Regions from separate parts of the Homo sapiens genome. Here region 1 is linked to region 2. The links are chromatin loops, found by intact Hi-C in ENCODE. Cell type or tissue: heart right ventricle. All regions are shown on one strand.

What was found. A loop is a pair of places that touch in the nucleus more often than their neighbours do. Peaks named below come from ENCODE experiments on the same cell type or tissue, not always from the same donor. Only the 100,000 strongest peaks of a DNase experiment are listed, where the experiment ranks them.
Region 1: a loop joins it to region 2, with 18 times the contacts of the local background. A loop is called at or near these places in 48 of 110 quality-filtered maps.

What each region holds. Positions count from the first base shown.
Region 1 is chr1:67,210,458-67,212,957 of GRCh38, reverse strand. All of the region lies in intron 6 of IL23R (interleukin 23 receptor), which reads right to left. Among named protein-coding and RNA genes, the nearest start is that of IL23R, 45 kb to the right of the region's middle. In heart right ventricle, a CTCF peak has its summit at 1,170 (motif pointing right); no DNase peak of the experiment used is centred here.
Region 2 is chr1:66,768,061-66,770,560 of GRCh38, reverse strand. It overlaps DYNLT5 (dynein light chain Tctex-type family member 5), which reads right to left. Exons shown (of 5, transcript NM_152665.3): 3 at 83-174. Among named protein-coding and RNA genes, the nearest start is that of DYNLT5, 17 kb to the right of the region's middle. In heart right ventricle, no CTCF peak of the experiment used is centred here; no DNase peak of the experiment used is centred here.

The sequences.
Region 1 (2,500 bases), 440 kb before region 2:
AGGTTGCAGTGAGCCAAGATCACGCCACTGCACTCCAGCCTGGGCAACACAGTGAGACTCTGTCTAAAAAGAAAAAAAAAGAAAAAGAAAGATTGCATGACTTAGCCAGGAGCAGTGGCTCGTGCCTGTAATACCAGCACTTTGGGAGGCTGAGGCGGGATGGTTGCTTGAGCTCAGCAGTTAGAGACCTTGACACTAGCCTGGGCAACATGACACAACCCTGTCTCTACAGAAAAATTTTTAAAATTTAGCTGGGCATGGTGGCACTCTCCTGTGGTCAGCTACTTGGGAGACTGAGGCAGGAGGATTGCTTGAGTCCAGGAGGTCAAGGCTGCAGTGAGCTGAGATTGCGCCACTGCGCTCCAGCCTGGGCAGTAGAGCAAGACCCTGTCTCAAAAGGAAAAAAAAAAAAAAGATTGCATGACTAGAAAGTAGCAGAGCCAGGCTTTGAACTCTAGAGCCTGTGCTCTTGGCCACAAGGCTTTCCTGTCGCTTTGAAGTAAACCCCCCACCTCCAGCAATATCTAATGGAGGCAATGCCACCACGGAGCTAAAGTGGTAGAAGAGACCTGTAATCTTTGGTATCCTCCCACTCCTCTTGACTCTGACTTTCCTGTCTTCCTACAGACATGCAGAGACAACACTTCATGCATGACCCAGATGAAATTGACAGTAGCAAATGTAAACAAAGCTTCATTCTGGCTACAGTGACTTGGCTTGAGTGATCTGGATAGAAATGGTAATTCACTTTTTCTGTGTTAGTGGTTGTGTTTAAAGGAAACGTGGTAGATTGACTGAGGGAGTCATGAGTTTAAAAAAACTTTCTGAAAAAAATAATGGTGGAGGAGACAGAAGTGGCTTTGGATTGAAACCTGTCTTTTCATTTTCTAAATATTTATTTGGTCTTTAAAGTGATGTAGAGTCTGTGAGAGGCACTTAGTTACTGACGGTATAAGTTCAAAAAAATCTGGCTTGACTTCTTTCAAACTCTATTTCCCTATTTATATAATGGAGCTAATACTACCTATCACAAAGGATTGTTATGAAGAGCATATGAGATAACAAATATTCTTTCTACTCTATTTGCCACTTCTGATAAAGAGAAGGTTTTGAAAAGTGAGCTCAAATGTACCTGTTACCAAGATGGCCTATGTAGCACCACCAGGGGGAGCAGAGAATAAGAGTTTCAACCAGAAAACAGTTGGCTTCTGAAAACTTATTCAGAGACACTGATAATATAATTCCTTTCTATTTTCTAAACACTTTTTCTAGTCTATTACATACTCCTATTTGCATGAAGTAAGAGGATTTGGTATCCTTTTTTTTTTTTTCCTCTGGAGACAGAGTCACTCTGTCACCCAGGCTGGAGTGCAGTGGCTCCATCTTGGCTCATTGCAACCTCCACCTCCCAGATTCAAGCGATTCTCTTGCCTCAGCCTTCTGAGTAGCTGGGATTACAGGCACACACCACCAGGCTTGGCTAAATTTTTTGTATTTTCAGTAGAGACGGGGTTTTGCCATGATGGCCAGTCTGGTCTTCAATCCCTGAGCTCAGGTGATCCGCCTGCCTTGGCCTCCCAAAGTGCTGGGATTACAGGCATGAGCCACTGCACCCAGCCTAAGAAACTCAGTATTCTTTAATATCATTCTATGACTGTGATACTATACAAGGACCCCAGGTGTCTTATTAGGATAAAACCCCATTAATTCAGAATCTAGGACTTGAGAATTGTATTTGTGTTGTTTTGAAATTTAATCTAAATTCTGCATATGCAAAAGGAATTCAGCAGGATCTTCACTTGATTATCAATCAAATGATGCAGAACGTGGATCCCATTTAAGTGTATGCAAACAACCATAAAGTTCACATTTATGATTTGAGTGAACAAAGGTAAACAAGTTGACGTAAGGAATTTACTTTTAATGAGTAATTTTTAGGGTATATAATAAAATTAGTATAGTTTTGCCCCCATCTTCTTGATACTTTTAAGATATATTACTCTATAGCAAAACCGATACTCAGAATCAGTCTTAAACAGCAAAAGGATTTGGAATCATGCTTAGCACCAAAGAAAAATTAAGTTATGTTTAATGTATTTTAGTGTTAAATACATATCACTTTATTTAACGCGCTGAAAACTGGTAATTTCACAGCTGATACATAACTGTTAATTAAGAAAAGCCAGGCCAGGTGCTGTGGCTCATGCTTGTAATCCTAGCACTTTGGGAGGCTGACGAGAAAGCCAGGGGGAGGATTATTTGAGGCTAGTTCAAGACCGGCCTGGGCAACATGGCAAGAATCTACAAAAAAATAAAAATAAAAATAAATTAGCCAGGCATAGTGATGAGTGACTGTAGTCCCAGCTACTTGGGAGGCTAAGGCAGGAGGATCACTTGAGCCCAAGAGGTTGTGGCTGCAGTGAGCTATGATTGCACCACTGAACTTCAGCCTGGGTGATGAAGTGAGAGTCTATCTCTAAAAAAAAAACCTTAAAAAAGT
Region 2 (2,500 bases):
CCAGGTTATCAAATATCATTTTTAAGAGAATCAGTCACCAATTTAGAAGTTTAAAATAGGAGTGAGAGATAAAAGAACACACCCAACTGATAGGTGTTTTCCATCTGAACTGTAAGGCGAGAGATATCATCACGCTGACTGGGTTCTTCCATATAAGACACAGTACTCATAGAACTAAAAACAAGGGAGAAAACAAATTTTAGTCATTATTATAACAATAATAACAAAATACAATATTGCTTTAAGCTAAAATGTTACAAAGATGAAGTTTTCTCAGAAAATTTCAAGTAAGTCTTATGTAAATATCCTAGTGGCATATTGAAAGTCCAAAACATTTTAGAGATGGAAATATTAAGATGCAGAGGAATTATTTGGAGCAGGTCTCAATGTGATGGCTGAAGCCCAGGGCAGTTACCCAGGTCATCAAATTATCCAGAAAGCGATCCTGGGTTGATGTATGTGTATGGGGTAACAGTACATACTTCAAAATCCATTGCCAATCGCATCTCCACCACTGATATAAAGCCTCTCCTCAAAGTAGATAAAGCTCACAAACAGGGCTGGGGGACATATGAGGAAGCTTAAAATGTTGGAAGACAACTCTATATACACATGGAGTATTATAAAGAGTTCACTATTATATGTAGTTCACAAAATCCCTTTAGTATGAAAAAGAAAAATGAGAAACTCATCTACGTGGTAGAGGAAACCGCAATTCACCAAAACTATAATACATTAATAAGCATCAATCGGCCTTTTCAACATCGAAAAAGGGTTTTGGTTTCGTTATCAAGGCAATATGAGCTTATCCTGGTGCTAAACAGGAGACCCAAGCAAAGAGGAGGCCCCACTGTCTCTCCAGCACTACTTAATTCAACTTAGTTCAGAGGAAATTCAGCTGTAACTAATGACAGTCTCAGAATGCTGCACCCTCAATTTTCTCCACCTGTGAAAATGAACTTTAAGACAGATGTCATTTCAAAGGGGAGGATATAATAGCATGTGTGTGTGTGTGGGTGTGTGTTTGTGTGTGTGTGTGTTCAGAGTGACCACTTTTCTAAGCAGGCTATGTTTTTGCTTTAATTAAATAAAAAATAGATATTTGCTCTTAATCTTTGGGGATCTTTTTTCTTGCAAGGAATTTAAAATACTTAGTTCTACGCTGTTTGGAATTAATGAACTTCTTGCAAATCGATATTTTAAGAAAATCACGGGTAATCTATTTTTAAAAATCCTTTAATGCAATACAACTTACATGATAAATTAGGGTTTACCCACTCAGCCCAAGAAAATGATGGAAGAAATTCTGGCTGCTTTTTTCATGGTGGATTTCTGGATGAGTGACTTAATCTTTATTCTTATAACACCTGCCTTCCTCAATTTACTGCTGCCCTTTGAAGTAGCAACCAGCCTGTTTGGCCACACTGGCTGCAGGTGTTGTGGGCAATACCAAAGATGATTACTGCTGCTTAAAAAACCCAATGTTACATAAACCCCTTGATTCTAAGATAAGTCAGTCTGCTCCATTACTATATATGCTACTTTTAACTTTGTAAAACATTTCCCATAAATTATCTCATTTTACTTTCACAATATCCTTTGAGGTAAGTAAAAGATTCATTATTCTACCCATTTCAGAGATAAAGGGAATGAGGCAAAGGGCTTAATGTACATGTATAAAAGGCAGACAGATTTCAAATGTCCTGTTTACCTCTTAGTGACAAAGTCCCAAGTATGATTATAACAGACAGAATGAAAATAGGGACAATGAAATAATTAATCACTGCAATTAAAACTTACTTGCATAATACAGAAGGTATTCATAAAAACTCAATTTCTTTTCTACTGAACACCATATTAAAAATTCATGGAGAAGAAGAGGTGGTACAAAACTCAAATTAGCTGGAGTGAAAATTCCAAGACAAAAAAGCAAATAAGGATTTTTATAAACTGTCTTCACTATCAGTTACTGAAGATTGACAATCAGTGCACTTAATATTATTATCATTATGAAACTGGTAAATGTCATAAGGGCAGCTTAAAAATCCCACTGGTTGAAGATTGGTGTGCAAATAGAAAGTTTTGCAGATTGACTTTTTTTGAGTTATTGTAGATAAATTTGTTCAGTGCCCTTTTATTTCCATAGGAATCATATAAACAGTGTATGCTCATTTTACAAATTCAAAACATACAGAAAAACATAGAGAAGAAAGTAAAATTACAAAAAATTATTAACCTCAGTTGTTCTCTAACCCCTGTTAACATTAACAAAAATCATTTCAGACATTTGATTTTACATATGGGCTCATATTATAGATGCTTTAAAAAAATTTAAAATGTATCATGGATAACTTTCCATGTCAATAAATAGCAAACAATACTTTAAATATCAAGACAGTACTTAATACATACACATTCTGGATTTCATTTAACCATGTATCATCCATGCCTTTTAGGCTATTTCCAATATTCTACTATTATAAAGAAAATTATAATGAAC